Linked DNA regions of Homo sapiens: region 1 is linked to region 2. The links are chromatin loops, found by intact Hi-C in ENCODE. Cell type or tissue: Caco-2. All regions are shown on one strand. Each heading gives the region's core, and the rest is flanking DNA. Links, peaks and the distances in the headings are about the cores only. Region 1 overlaps OTOGL (otogelin like). Region 2 overlaps PPP1R12A-AS2 (PPP1R12A antisense RNA 2).

What was found. Hi-C counts contacts between places; a loop is a spot of excess contacts. Peaks named below come from ENCODE experiments on the same cell type or tissue, not always from the same donor. Only the 100,000 strongest peaks of a DNase experiment are listed, where the experiment ranks them.
Region 1: it touches region 2 in a loop (3-fold over the local background); 9 of 110 quality-filtered maps call a loop at or near these places.

What each region holds. Positions count from the first base shown.
Region 1 is chr12:80,181,886-80,190,204 of GRCh38, forward strand. The region is part of intron 1 of OTOGL (otogelin like); the gene reads left to right. Among named protein-coding and RNA genes, the nearest start is that of OTOGL, 87 kb to the left of the region's middle. In Caco-2, for the core only: a CTCF peak has its summit at 4,926 (motif pointing left); a DNase peak (open chromatin) is centred at 4,946.
Region 2 is chr12:79,733,822-79,742,166 of GRCh38, forward strand. The region is part of intron 4 of PPP1R12A-AS2 (PPP1R12A antisense RNA 2); the gene reads left to right. Among named protein-coding and RNA genes, the nearest start is that of PAWR, 47 kb to the left of the region's middle. In Caco-2, for the core only: a CTCF peak has its summit at 4,562; a DNase peak (open chromatin) is centred at 4,510.

The DNA.
Region 1 (8,319 bases), core at 320-8,319, 450 kb after region 2:
GGGCATGGTGGCTTACATCTGTAATCCTAGCACTTTGGGAGGCTGAGGCAGGAGCATTGCTTGAGTCCGGGAGGTAAAGACCAGTCTAGGCAACATAGTGAAACATTGCCTCTACAAAAAGATAAAAAACAAGTAGCCAGGTGTGGTGGCATAGACCTGTAGTCCCAGCTACTCAGGAGGTTGCTTGAGCCCAGAGGTTGAGACTACAGTGAGCCATGATCACGCCACTGCACTCCAGTCTGGGCAACAGAGTGAAACCTTGTCTCAAAAGCAATTTTTAAAAAGGGGGTAAAAAAATTAAAGAGACGTATACTTTAAATGAGCTCCAATCACATATTCTTGCCCCTAAATGTTATCAAAACTTCCTACTCATGTCAGTGAAATCTATAACAGAGGCTTGGTACGACTCAGCAAATGCAGCAGAAAGCATCACAGCTCAAAGTGAAAACTTGCCAGCATGCTAGACAGCAGGCAATAGAGCCAGTTAAATCCAACTGACCCAATAAGTTTCCTTTAAAATATCTATACCAATTTGCATCACCATAGGAAATGAAAAGTTAAATAGTGCATGATTATACTAAACCAAGGAGCTCCTGGCTTACTATAAGAGATGAATTAAAAAAATAATTGTAATGCAGTGTGATCAATTGACATAGAGGTTGGTTGAAGGCATAAATGAGAATAGGTGGCTTTTCCAGGGTAGAGAAGGAGGTAGCAGAGAGCCTTCAAAGAAAGAAACACTTGTGCTGGTCTAGAAGGAAGATTATGAATTTTTCAGATAGAATGCAGTAGGGATGGAGTGGATTGGAATCAATAGCTGAGAGAATTGCACATGTGAAATATGTGCAATGATACATTTGAGTAATGTAAGAAGCTCAGGATGGCTGAAGCATAGGGAGTACACATCAGCAGGTAGGCTGAAGCAGATATGTAGATGTTTGTACTTTATTGAAGGAAAACCACAATAAAGTTTGCACTTGGAAAGATCACCACGGCAGAAATGCATGAATAGCTTAGAGAGAAAGTCTAGAATCAGGGAAACCCAAGGCTGCTGATAGCCCATGTGGAACTTTTGTACAAATTAGAAAAGAGTACCCTCTCTCAAGTTACTTTTTACTTCATTTTTTGGAAAATGTTTATATCAATAATTACCTTACAACAGACATTTTACTGAAAAGTGAGAAAATTTTTATAAAAATATATAATGCTTACAATACAATTGGTGCCTTCATCAACAGTCAAGTGTAGGGACTGTGCAGAGCACACACTGCATAAACATGTATCACTGAACTGTGGAGACCAACTAGGTAATTACTGCAATAGCTTAGATTGGAGATGACAGTCCTACTGAGGTAGTATGTTCTCTCTCTCACTCCCTTTCTCTCTCTCTCAGCAAATAGCAGCAATAATTCAAGGGCTTGTGATTTATGTTTCCTCAGATTTGAAACAATAGATATAAGATTTGAAGTAGTAGGACTCTTAAGATGACTCCAAGTTCTTTTGGCTTTTTGTTTCTTTTGGTCTTGAGAAATCAGGTGGATAATTACGTCTATCACCTACTAAAATGGATAATAGAGATAGAATCAGGATGTTTTTGGGAGGAGTATATTAGGAAATGATGAGTTCAATTTAGTTTCTGACATGCTAAGTTTGTAGTCTTTGTGGACTTACCTATAGGCAATTAAATGTGTTGATCTGGAGCTCAAGAAAGAGAATGGGCCAAAGCCATAGACTTCATAGTCACCAACACATTGGTAGTTGTAAAAGACACAGGAATGTGTAAGATTCCATGAGCTTTAGAGCATCAAGATTGATGCTTGGCACCATCCTACCAAATAGGTTAGGATAGGCCGAGGGATGAATGAGGTTAGGGCTGCAGGTTGGAGGTCTTCAGCTGGCTGTTGGGAGGCATTAGGGCAGATGGAGATGAACAAATAGGACCCTTGCTCCATAGGAGTGTTTCTCAAATTGTAGTCATTGGACAAGTGGCATCGTGATTCCCTAGGGACATTTCATTAATAGTATATATTCCTGGCTACTAGTGCTGTTGAATTATAATATCTGGATGTGGGACTCTTTTATAGAAACTCTTTATGGGTGATTATTATGTATATTAGAGTGTTCTCTCTTCAAATAGGTCCCTTTTTCCCATAGTTATGGTACTTGAGACTAGATCAATTTGCTTAGTAAGCAAAACTGTAGTTTATGTTTAAACTAGGAATGGAAAATATGTAGCATGTGGCCTTGCATTTCCGTTTCCTATACTAACGGCAAGCCCTTTTCTGTTCAACCCAGTCATGACCTTAAACTATTTCTCAATGCTCTGCTTCAGGCAGATTCTACTAAGCAATGAGTTATCAGGCTAGATGAAACACATTAGCCACACCAGGCTTAACTTCTGGCTATATAAGAAGACAAGACACTTTTAGTGTTAACACATCACTTTAATTTTTTCCTTTTCCACTATAGTTAAGTGGCAGAATAATATATATCTTAATATTTTTCATTCTAGCTAATGTAAAGGAGTTGATAGTAAAAGACGTATTTTTTTCTCTCCCATACTGAGAAGGTTTTACGTCTTAGAGATCTGGGTTTCATTAGCCTCATTGACAATTTAATAGACAAAAATTGTTTTCTAAAGTCTGAAGCTAGACTTTCTAGGAAAGGGAAGATTCTTAAGGCTGGGAGGAGGAAGATAATGGCCCTATTTAGGGGAGAGAGTAATGAGCATTCCTAAAATTGAGATAATCTGAGTGGGCCCCTGTTGCCCATAGTGCTGGAGTCATGTAATTGTTGAGTGTCCAGGAAGGCTGGACTCCAATAACTGTGCCACTGAATCGGTGTTGAGGATTTCATTGGTTGAGTTCATGAACAGACAAAAGGAGGAGCCCCTTTGAGGCTGCCTAATACCAGGCAAATTGGATGACAAAAAGGGTCAAAAATAAACGTGGCTCCTTGGCTTCTCCCTCCCATTTATTTTCTGGCATCTTATAAGTCAGTATTCTTGTATGATGTCATGGGAGGAGGAACTGCATCTCCCATATGACAAGTATTGGACTGTTACTCATCTGCCTTGATGTGTAGGGGTTCAGAGATAGATTTAATTTAATTTTAGAAAAACGAAGTAGTATATCTTTTCTTCAACCTACTAATTTATCCTCTATATATGGAGGCAACACAGTTTCCTGATTCAAGACACTGCCCCGGATGCCAATGCTCTGTTAACACATGTAAATGGCATCCTAAAGTGGAGCATGAGACATATAGAGAGGAATCAGGAAAATGGGCTGGTATAATGAGACAGGCAATGTGAACAGAGAGGAAGTAGGCATAGTGGTTAGGTACACTGGCTCTGAGGTCAGGCTGCCTGGGTTATAATGTAAGTTCTGCTATATTATAAATTAATTTTTTTTTTGAGAAGGAGTCTCCCTCTGTTGCCCAGTCTGGAGTGCAGTGGTGCAATCTTGGCTCACTGCAACCTCTGCCTCCTGGGTTCAAGTGATTCCGATTCCCCTGCCTCAGCCTCCCAAGTAGCTGGGATCACAAGTGTGCACTGCCACGCCTGGCTAATTTTTATATTTTTAGTAGAGACAGGGTTTTGCCATGTTGGCCAGGCTGGTCTTGAACTCCTGATCTCAAGTGACCCACTCACCTTGGCCTCCGAAAGTACTGGTATTACAGGTGTGAGCCACTGCACCCGGCCAAATTAGTGTTAATGTCATTGTGTTTCAGTGTCCTCATCTGTAAAAAGGGATAATAATGGCATTGCTTCATAATCTTGTTTTGTTAATCATAATATAAAATGAAATGATGTGTATAAAACTTTTACTTTACTGCCTAGCATATTAGTTTTCAGTAAATATTAGTGATCTGCATTTTACACATGGGTCCTATGTGCTTACTGAAGATGGCTGTATCTTAAAGTCTATATAGAAAAATGTAATTATCAGGATTGATTAATTGCTGCTTATTCTAATTTATTCACAAAAGGATTTGAGGTGGCACTACATAAGATACAAATATAAAAATATTAGAAAAAAGGGACAAATAAGAAGAGTTAGATGAGATCAAGAAGATATAGAAACACAGGCCACTAAGGCCCAACACTGCACCTGCAAGTGGGCCATATATTCAGCACTGGGCTTTCAGGTAAGCATTTAGGGCTTCTTTTCCAAGGGTGTCCTTAAAGTCATACCCTTCCTATATTTTTATCTTTTACCCCTTATATCTTGGCAACTTAGTCACATCTCACGCTCTCTGAAGGGAAAATGTGTTCAAAACCAAATTCATTATGTTTGCTTCAAAACAGTTGTTTTTTTCTTTCTTCCTAATTTTGGTTAAAGGCTCTACCATATGCCCAGGTCTGAGATGTGAAACTCTGGGTTTATCTTGGTCCCTTTCTCCCTATATCAAGTCCATTAAAGTCCATCTTTCCTACTTAGCCGCGTCTCTCCCATCAGGTGTCATCTTCCCTTTCTCTCTGCCATCCCTCTGGCTTAGATCTTCATTACCTCTCGGATGTCTCTTGTATTATTTTCCTGTCCATGTTTCCCTCTGCTCTTTGGTCTCCCTGTTTCAATCTCTCTAATGCATCCCTAACACATGTATCTTCCCCAAACAGAGTTCTAATCATATGATTCACTTGTTGAAAAACTTTGAGAGGCTCCTCACTGCATTTCAAATAAAGAATAAATGCCTAATCGTCAAGGGACCCTCACGATCTCATCCATTCTTTATTTTCAGACGTATCGCTCACCACTCCCAAACACATGGCAATGTTTTAACTGCTCTCCCCAACTCTTCTCTCCTTTCCTGTTCCTGCTTGTTTGGGGAGGTCTTATTAATCTGTGTTATCCCATGTAATAGAGTACAGTGCCTTGCTTAAGAGTTCAGTTAAAAACTGTTTGAAGTTTTGCTTCCTGTGAATTCAAAACCCATGGAGTGCTGCCCTCTTTTGGCTAAGATAGCACAGAGTCCAAAGCACCACATAGGAAATGATGCTGAATGACTCATCTTTTCCTTTGGGTTAGAATCCTCATGGAAACAAACAAGGCAGGGTGAAATGATTCCATCCTCTTTTCCCATATTATCTAGCTTCAAAGATTGTTTGTTTATGGAGATAGAAAGAAGATAAAATTCTGTATAGAAAACTTGGAACTCGACTAATTCAGATAATATATTATGTGTAAACTCAGAGCTGGGGCAAAGCCAGTAGTTACTTTGAACACATCCAGAGCTCCAAGAATCTTCAGGCCTCAACACGGACTTTTATATAAGAGGTAAGGGATGAGAAAACAACAGGGTTCCCTAAAGGCCTCTTCACATTAAGAACAGCTTCCTGATTTAGGGACGACTTAGGCAAGTGGCCAGGTTGTTTTTGTTTTTTTTTTTTATACCGATACTTAGTATTTGGTGAAGTAAGAAAAATAGGGCCTGGCCTAGGAGGTAAAGTTTACTTCTGCAGACCCTGCTGGGGCCAATCTGTGGCCATACCTGAGCCAGTCCTGAAGATCCAGCAGAAATATGGAGGAAGGATGACACGAAGCCCAGGAAGAGTAATACATTTTTAAGAAAGGACGACAGGATGAGAGGTGCACAGAAAAAAGCTTCCGAGTGGATGCCATCTCCTGATTACAATATGAATATTCTGGGGTTGTTAATTTTATAAAGTTATAACCACATCTTTATTACTAATCACATTGAACCTCACTAAGTATAAAGACAATGAATAGTAAATATGTATGCATTATAAATAACTGGAAAGCTCAATTAAGACAGGCCTTGAGCTTTATCTCAAGTGTCAATAAAATCAGACTTCCTTGGATCTGAAAGGGACAGTCATTCCAAAACTGAAACTCAGTGGGTGACAGGATGCCCACACCTCTTGGAGGAGGACAGAAAGGTTTGTGGGCTGGTGTCAGATACAAGCTTGGCACCATCTTTGATTAGGAGCTAATGTTAGCAGAAAGATCAAGTGTCAGTCATGACCAGAGTTGTTTTCTACTATCTTGAGAAGGTCACCGGATTGCTGCCCCTTCGTTTTTGAAACCTGATCTGGGGACCACAAACAGCCACAATGAATTGGATTACTGCCATGTGCTCTAAATTGGGCTGACAAGGCTGACTCAGTGCCAGGAGTTGACACAGGATGCAGCTTGAAATATTCACTTGGGGAGAGGGTTGAGATTTCTTTTTAATTGTCAATGATGTTATTTGAAGAGATAGGATTGAATATGAACACTGAGGAGTGAAATAAATATTTGTCATGCACTTGGATAGAGAAGATCCACAAAGGTCAGAAAATTTTCTGTGTTAAATTTTATGTTCTGGGGATTACTTGGCTATACTGGGAGGCTGCTGTTCCTTTTAAAAAGAGGTGAGCGGTGGTTCATGCCTGTAATCCCAGCACTTTGAGAGGCCGAGGCGGGCAGATCACGAGGTCAGGAGTTCGAGACCAGCCTGACCAACATGGTGAAACCCCATCTCTACTAAAAATACAAAAATTAGCCGGGTGTGGTGGCATGCGCCTGTAATCCCAGCTACTCAGGAGGCTGAGGCAGGATAATCACTTGAACCTGGGAGACAGAGGTTGCAGTGAGCTGAGATCACACCACTGCATTCCAGCCTGGGCGACAGAGTGAGACTCTGTCTCAAAAAAAAAATAATAATAATAATAATAAATAAATATAAAAAGGTGAGCCTTCTCTTTAGCATTATAAGCATAAAATTTGTTCAAATGTCCATAAAAAACAAAGGAAACTCCCTCTTATGTGCAAGGATATGTACAAACATAAACACAGTTTCTTTTATTTGTATGTGAATTTGCAAGCAGCACCTCACTAGAGCTGAGCTTTTGTTATATAAATAAAGCCATCTGGTATATCCAAAGAATTTCAGTCTCTAGAGAATAGGATCATAAACAATCGATCCTCCACAGACCTTTCAGTATTTTTGTTTGAGTAAAGTTTCCCACAGCTCTGCTTTAATTATTTTATCTGTTTTTAATCTTCTAAGGATTTTATAATTTATAATTAGCCATGTCTCTCCCTTCAGGTGTCATCCTCCCGTTCTCTCTGTCCTCCCTTTGGTTTAGATCTTCATTACTTCTCAGATGTCTCTTGTATTATTTTCCTGTCCATGTTTCCCTCTAATTTAATGTCTTTGTGTGAGTGCATAGGGAGAAAGTCTACTCCACCATTTTTTGGCAATGTGAAGAACAGTGCATCCTTTAAGGCTTTTTGGTTAATGTATCATAAATAGATACTCAGATTAATAGAGTTTGGAAGAAGGAAGTATAGGATTCCATTTTTCTGATGGGAAAATGAAACATGGAGAGCTAAGTTCAAGGTCCCATGTCCCACAACTATTAACTGCTAAACATAATCCAGATTTTGTGAATCCCAGTTGAATAATCTTTTACTCAACATTGTCTTTAACTTAATGTTTATTTTCTTTTAGGCATGGATATCAAGCATGCCTCTGAGTAAAACAAAGAGAATCCAGTCTTTGACCAATTGACCAAACAAGACCCAAGCAGCTGGGAAGTTTGTCAAGTCTCATAAGAATGAGGTTGGATTTTTTTTTCTTTAACTTCTCCTGCCCCCTTTAGCAAAAATTGTTTAGTACTAATTCATTTCTTGGAAGAAGTGAATTTCTAGGAAGCTTCTGAAATGACAATATAGTTATCTGAAAGACCAAAAGAGATAGATTGCAAAACTCATATTACTGAATGTTGGGGCAGTTTAACACTAATGCCTGAGCCCCATACCTAGAAAGTAGAATTTCATTGGCCTAGATGGGGCTCTCCAAGATAAATCGAAATATGCAGGCTAAGTTTGAGAATGACTATTTGATGCACCTGGAGCATATCATTCACAAGGACAGCAGGTCTACAGATTCTCATCTTTCTCCTAGGGTGGTCTTCTTTGCGCAGGAGTAATTTGAAGTGAAACCAAGAAATCAGTTAGCTATACGGGAGGAAGCTCTGGAGGGACAGAAAACAGCTGGATGTAATAAGAAGACTCACTCCAAACTGGTTTCTACTTTGTCAGACTTGACTAGACCTCCATGGTAGCTTGGGTGACTGGAAGTGGGAGACATAGGTTGACAGGATCTCCTGACCCTGACCACAGCATCTCCGGCCCCATTTTTGTAGCCGGCTGAAATATTACAGATATTGCATTTTAATTAGGATACATAGCAATGCAGTAGTTTTTATGATTTATTTTGGCACATGATGGCATTAATAGCAAATTGTATTTGGATGTGACTTTTAGGCTGCTTTATGCATGCTTATCACTGATACTTGCTGAGTCATTT
Region 2 (8,345 bases), core at 51-8,050:
CGAAGTACTGGGATCACAGACATAATCCACTGTGCCTGGCCTCCAACTGATTTTTGACAAAGGCACAAAATGCAATTCAATGGAAGAAAGATAGCCTTTAAAAAATGGTGCTAGAGCAATTGGACATTCATTTTAAAAAGCAAATCTCAACCCAAACCTCAGACCTTATCCAAAAATTAACTTAAAATGGTACAGGGATATAAATGTAAAATATAAAAGTATAAAACTTTTAGAAATAATAGGGGAAAATGTTTGAGATCTAGAGATGGACAAAGAGTTCTTAGACTTGACAAGAAAAACATGATCCATAAAAGGAAAAACTGACACATTGAACTTTATCAAAATTAAAAACATTTGCTGTGTGAAAAATTCTATTAAAAAGATGAAAGGACAAGGAGTAATGTTCAGAATATATAAAGAACTCTCAAAACTCAACAGTTAAAAAAAATCCAAAAGTCAAGTACTGCAGGTTCTCATTTATAAGTGGTAGCTAAATAATGTGTACACATGAACATAAAGGAAAGAATAATAGACACTGAAGACTCAGAAGAGGAGGAGGGCGGGGGAGGGGAGATGGAGGTGAGGAATGAGAAATTACTTCATAGGTACAATGTATATTATTTGGGTGATAGTTACACTAAAAGCTCAAACTTCGCCACTGCTCAATATATCCGTGTATTAAAACTGCACTCATACCCCTTAAATTTATAGAAATAAAAAATTACTTAAAATACATAAATAAAAAATAAAATTTAAAAATCCAAGTATAAAGTGGACAAAATAAATTTTACCAGAGCGAATATACAGATATCAAAAAGCATATACAAAGATGTTTAACATCATTAGATATTAGGGAATTCAAATTAAAACCACAATGCATAATACTACACACCTATGAGAATGACTAAAATTTTTTTAAAATTTAAAAAATTAGTGAAAACACCAAATTCTGGTGAGGATGCAAAAAAAAACTATCACTCCTACATTGCCATTGGGAATACAAAATGATACACCTACTCTGGAAAATAGTTTCTTTTAGAACTAAACATGTGAAGGTACCAAGAACATACATTGGGAAAGAACAATAAATGGTGCTTGGAAACTGGATATTTATATGAAGAAGGAGAAAATTAAACCCCTATCTCATATTATATACAAAAATCAAATCTAAATTGAATAGAAACTTAAATGTAAGACCTGAAACTATGAACCTACTATAAGATAACATTAGGAAAATTATCTAGGTCATTGATTTGTGCAAAGATTTCTTGAGTAAGATCGCAAAAGCACAGGCAACTAAAGCAAAAAATGGACAAATGGGATCACAGCAGAGGAAACAATCAACAAAGTGAAAAGACAACCCACAGCATGGGAGAAAATATTTGCCAACTACCTATCTGACATGGGATTAATAACCAGAATATATAAGGAGCTCAGACGTCTCAACAGAAAAAATTCAAATTGAAAATGGGTGAAAGATATGAATAGACATTTCTCAAAAGAAGACATACAGATGGCCGACAGGTATATTACAAAATGCTCAACATCACCAATCATCAGAGAACTGCAAATCAAAACTATGAGATACTATCTCAGTCCAGTTAAAATGACTTTTATAAAAAAGGCAATAACGGATGCTAGGGCAGATAGGGAGAAAGTGGAACCCTCCAACACTGTTGGTGGGAATGTAAATTAGCACAGTCACTATGGAGAACAGTATGGAGACCTCTCAAACAACTAAAAATATAACTACCCAATGATCCAGCAATCCTACTGCTGGGTATAGGATCCATATAAAAGGAAATCAGTATATTGAAGAAGTATCTGCACTCCCATGTTTATTGCAGCACTATTATTCACAGTAGCCAAGATAGGGAATCAACCTAAGTATCCATCGATGGATAAATGGACAAAGAAAATGTGGTACATATATCTACAATAGAAAATTATTCAGCCACAAAAAAGAACGAAATTCTGTTGTTTGCAACAATATGGATGGAACTGTAAGGCATTACGTTAAGTGAAATAAGCCAGGCGCAGCAAGACAAATATCACATTTTCTCACTCATATGTGGGAGCTAAATGTGTTGATCTCATGAAGATACAGGGTAGAATGATCATTACCAGAGGCTAGGAAGGATACCAGAGGCTAGGAAGGATACCAGAGGTGGGGAAAGGGGGATAAAGAGGAATTGGTTAGTGGGTACAAAAATATAGATAGAAGGAATCAGATATAATGTTTGGTAGCACAATAAGGTGACCATAGTTAACAAAAATTTATTGTATATTTCACAATAGCAGAGTGGAATTGGGATGTCCCTAACACAAAGAAATGATAAATGTTCAAGAAATGTTCAAGATGATGATACCCCAGTTACCCTGATTTGATCATTACACATTTAATGCTTATATCAAAATATTACTTCTACCCTATAAATATGTGCAACTATTATGTATCCATAAAAATTAAAAATAAGAAAAAACTAAACATGCAACTACACAGTGACCCAGCAATTGCACTCCTGGGCATTTATCCTAGAGAAATAAAAATTTATATTCACATGAAAAGGTGTACACAAATATTTATAGCAGCTTTATTTATAAGAGTCAAAAATTGGAGGGCCATATGCGGTAGGCGGATTTCTTGAGCTCAGAAGTTAAAAACCAGCTTGGGCAACATGGTGAAACCTCATTTCTATAAAAAAAAAAAAAATACAAAAATTGGCCAAGTGTGGTGGTGCACGCCTGTGGTCCCAACTACTCAGGAGGCTGAGGTAGAAGGATAGCTTGAGCTCCATAGGCAGAGGTTGCAGTGAGCTGAGATTGTGCCACTGCACTCCAGCCTGGACAACAGAGTGAGACCTTGTCTCAAAAACAAACAAGCAAGCAAACACCTGGAAACAATTTAGATGTCCTTCAATCCTTCAATGGGTGAATGCTTAAAAATCTGTGACACAGGCCGAGTGTGGTGGCTCACGCCTGTAATCTCAGCACTTTGGGAGGCCGAGGCGGGCGGATCACCTGAGGTCAGGAGTTCAAGACCAACTTGACCAACATGGAGAAACTCCATCTCTACTAAAAATACAAAATTAGCCGGGCGTGGTGGTGCATGCCTGTAATCCCAGCTACTCGGGAGTCTGAGGCAGGAGAATCACTTGAACCCAGAAGGTGGAGGTTGTGGTGAGCCAAGATCGCACCATTGCACGCCAGCCTGGGCAACAAGAGCGAAACTCTGCCTCCAAAAAAAAAATCTGTGACATATCCATACCATGAACTACTCCTCAGCAATAAAAAGGAATGCATTATTAATACATGCAGCAACCTGAATGAATCTTCAGAGAATTATGCTTAATGAAAAAATAAATCCTGAAAGCTTACATACATACGATTCCATTTATATAACATTCTTGAAATAACAAAAATCGTAGAAATGGAGAACAAATTAGAGGTTTCCAGGGGCTAAGTAAAGAGTCAAGGTAGGAGTAAAATGTGTGCAGCTATAAATGGGAAACAGAGATTCTTGTGGTGTTGGAATTGTTCTGTATCTTGACTGTATTGATGTGAATATCCTAGTTGTGATATTATACTATAATTTTGCAAAATGTTCCCATTAGAGGAAACTGGGTAAATTTTACATGGGATTTCTGCTTGGTTTTCTTTTTTCTTTTTTTTCTTTCTTTTTTTTTTTTTTACAACTGCAAGTGAATCTCAAAGGAGACTTTTAGAAAACTATTAAATTACCCATCCTTAGTTTACTATTTATTTGTAAAATGGAGAAAATAATAGCTGTACTATATCCTGGAATTGGGCCGCTAAAGTTGGAAAATGCTTAAGAACTTGGACATAGTGCTACATACTTGGATTTACAGACTTCTGGATCACAGAGTTGTTAGTAATTTTCTATTTCATTGGTATCCAAATTATTTTTTTTTCTGGACCACAGGTTGGACACTGAGGAGACTGGTGGGAAGCAGAGCAAAAGGTGCTTCTCATACCTTCTTCTCTTTCCAACATCCAACCACGCTTCCCTCCCTTCTCAGTCTTGCTTTCATCTGTTTTCCATATTAGAATTCTGAGGGATTTTGTAGAAGAAAAGAGGCTTTTACTTACATTTTGAAACCAACTCATCTAGTCCCAATCTTTCACTTTACTGATCAGGAGATAGAAACCAGAGAGGTTTAGTGACTACTCAAGACACTGAGGTAGTTGGTGGTGAAGCTGAGAACAGAACAAGGACTATTGACCCTCACTCCAGTGTTTTTTCCACTAAATCATGGTGACTTGTATTTAGATTGCTTTCTCAATACTTTTGTCAACAATCAAATAGCAACACCATTTATTGTTGTCTAGAGGCATAACTTTGTGCAGTAATTCTTAAGTATATGGGTAGAATTTTTAAGCATTTTGGTAGTCATGGTATGGGATATTGTTCAAGGAGTGCCTTAAACATAGGTACATTTATTGTACATATCGGAAAAGCTTATTGGTGCCACCTAGTGGTTTGAGTGGCAGGTATCGGTAGCAATTAAGAAGACATTTCAATGCCCCACCCCACTTTTGTTTATGCTTTATCAATAGGTATACTAAAAGTCATCGCCAACTACCTCAGCCGCTTTTTTTTCTGTAACATTTTAGGTGAAAAATGCTTTTCAGAATACAAAAGAAGAGACTTGGTTTTGGGTTAGCTGTAATTTATCTCTACTAATTAAAAACTTTCTCCTTAATAGAGTAAATTATTTAGATAAATTATTTTCAAACTCAAATTACCTGCTAATTACTGTTCATTCTTAAATCAGAAAAACAGACACTTAGCACAGATCCTTAGGATTCCTGTAAAATGAACAGTTGGGTTCAGTAGGTGCTTAGAAGTACTAAATTTTTTTTAAATTCTGATTCAGATTTTTTACTAAATCAGGTATTTTTCTGTGTTTAAAAAAAATCTTGTGACCATATAAAGACTTGTCATAAGGGCTACAATTAGAATTAAGTACTCAATTTAATCATTAGAAGGTTTTAACCATGTGAGGTTTTCTAATGAGCATATATTTCTTTCAATGAAAACTTACACTGAACAGATACAATCCTTGTCCTAACATCAAAGCAATTGTCTGCAGACCAAACCCATCAGTACAACTATCGAATACCTAAAACACTTAATTACATCTTTATTCTCACCATACAATTTTTTTCTCTTATGAGGGGTCATGAAAGGAGTGAATCATGAAATAATTTGTTTGCCCAAGGTGTTATTAACTTTAGAAATTGCTGGTCTTCTGGGCTGGCCCACTTATCAAAGCCATTTTCAGAACAATTATGACAATGATGACTAAATACTTAAGTAGACAAAAGATGTTTGGCGGACAAGGAAAAGGGATGTTGTTAACTGGTCTGTAAAAGGAACCTGAATAAACCCAAGAATTGTAGGGTACAAAGGTGACCACTGAGAGGAATGGGATCAGTGACAGGAATAGAACAGAAAACGGTTTTAAGAAAAAATGGCCAGGAGTGGTGGCTCATACCTGTAATCCCAGCACTTTAGGAGGCTGAGGTGGGCAGATCACTTGAGGTCAGGAGTTTGAGACCAGCCTGGCCAACATGGTGAAACCCCATCTCTACTAAAAATACAAAAACTAGCTGGGCATGGTGGCGGGTGCCTGTAATCCCAGCTACTCAGGAGGCTGAGGCAGGAGAATCACTTGAGCCTGGGAGGCAGAGGTTGCAGTGAGCCGAGAGGTTGCAGTCAGCCAGCCTGGGTGACAGAGCAAGGCTCTGTCTCAAAAAAAAAAAAAAAAAAAAAAGAAAAAGAAAGAAGAAAAACATGAAATATCACCATCACCACCAGAAAAGAGAAAAAGGTCTGAGATAATACTTAACAGGACTGAAAAAGTTTAACTAATGGGAGGAATTTGGAAAACATATTTAAGTGTCCATTTAAAACTCTCAACCTGTGCAAATTATGCTTTCAGGTGTTTGAGACTTTTTTTTTTCTTTCTTTTTTTTTTTTTTTTTTTTTTGAGACAGAGTCTCACTCTGTAGCCCAGGCTCTGGAGTGCAGTGGCATAATCACAGCTCACTGCAGCCTTGATCTCCTGTGCTTAAGCCATCCTCCGACGTCAGCCTCCTGAGTACCTTGCACCACAGGCGCATACCATCACACCCAGCTAATTTTTGTATTTTATGTAGAGATGGGGTTTCACCATGTTGCCTGGGCTGGTGTCCCAATTCCTGGGCTCAAGCAATCCTCTTGCTTCAACCTCCCAAAGTGGCCTGAGCCACTGTGCCTGGCTACATTTATTTTAATAATTGAGAAATTTTAAACCATTGACTAGATTCATATTTTCAGACTAACAATTCAAAAAGATTTACTAAGAAAACATGATGCAAATGTAGTCCACTTTCAAGGGCAAGGATCAGACATGAAGTTTGTGGGTAGCAGTCATCACTTATGTCAGAAAATACTCAAAGAAAATCTGAACATTGGAACACCCTCAGAATTCTTTAGTTCAGTGGTTTAGATTGAATGTTGAAGACGTGGGAGAAAACGGCACGTTTTGAAGGAAAAGTACATGAGAACTTTGGTGTTGACTTGAAATTACATGAAGTAGAATGGGTATGAAGTAAGATATTGTTCAGCTCCTGGCTTCATTGCTCATGCCTTAAGCTCATGAATTCAATTTCTTCCTCTTACCCCAGTCAACTGAAAAACCAGACTGCCTCTTATGGTTGTTGTGAGGATTAAATGATATACTGTGCATAAAGTGCTTATCAATGCTTGGCACATAGTAAGGTATCAAGAAATGTTAATTTCTTTTTTTATTTATAACTAAACATACCAGATAATATTTAGCAAAGCAATCAGCAAAGCCTTCAAAGTTCTTTCCCACAGTTTTTTGGTTTCACTGGTTGCGTAGACTTGCAATGGCAAAAAGTCACAAGTTTTTCACAATACTCACATAAAATTCTTAATACCCAAAAAATCTATTATCACACATAATTATAACAAGTAGATTTTGTGCCTAGTGACACATATTTTTAAATTTTTGAATAATACAAGTTGGAAAACTAACATGTTCCATTTTGACTTGAGGTTGCAAATTTCTTAGTCTGGAGCCAACATGGAACTTCTTAAAGAATAAGGCAATAATAAGCATGTAGGCTACAAAAAGAACACTTTTATTTTTAGGATCAGTATCAAATAAATGTGAAATATTGGTGATTTCTTTTTTCTTTGTCTCTCTTTTTTTTTTTTTAGATGGAGTCTTGCTCTGTTGCCAGGCTGGAGTGCAATGGCGTGATCTCGGCTCACTGCAACCTCCGCCTCCCGGGTTCAAGCAATTCTTCTGCCTCAGCCTCCCAAGTAACTGCGACTGCAGGTGCGCACCACTATACCCAGCTAATTTTTGTATTTTTAGGAGAGACGGGGTTTCACCATGTTGGCCAGGATGGTCTCAATCTCCTGACCTCATAATCCGCCTGCCTCGGCCTCCCAAAGTGCTGGGATTACAGGCGTGAGCCACTGCACCCAGCCAATATTAGTGATTTCTAAAGAGATTTTTGTACCAAGTTTTGAGAAAAATATTCTTGCTTCTATTAATATTTTCAAAGATGTATAAATGAATACAGATGATAATTTTTAAGGATTCTATGCAAGATTTGCTACCCCTTCCAATGCTTTTCCTGTCCCAAATCCAGAAACATAAACATGCTATAACAGGCAAAATGTCATTATTGAGATACAGTATCTACATTATGGATCCTCAACATCTCCCTAACAATACTCACACAGGCTCACATTAATAAACTGTGCTTGCAGACATGTCCATTCAGTGGTTTACTGATGAACTTAGAAAAAAAAATGTTGGCATATTGGTAAAGTGCAAATATAGCCCTTTTTAAAAAAGTCTGGCAATATTTAAAGTAAAAGTATAATGTAAATTTTTTTCAAAGTGTAAAATATTGAGTACTAATTATATTTGAGAATAATGCCTAATTATGCATGTTAAATGTATAACTTTGCCATTTGAAATCTTGTTTAACATGTCCCTTATTAAGCTACTAAATGTATTTTGTGGTCCTTATATTTTCCAAGTAGATCTTTTAAAAAATTGGCCAGGTGCAGTGGCTTACGCCTGTAATCCCAGCACTTTGTGAGGTTAGGTGGTGGATCACCTGACGTCAGGAGTTCAAGACCAGCTTGGCCAACATGGTGAAACCCCATCCCTACTAACAATACAAAATTAGCTAGGCATGGTGGTGCATGCCTGTAATCCTAGCTACTTGGGAGGCTGAGGCATGAGAATCACTTGAACCCAGAAGGCGGAGGTTGCAGTGAGCCGAGATCCTGC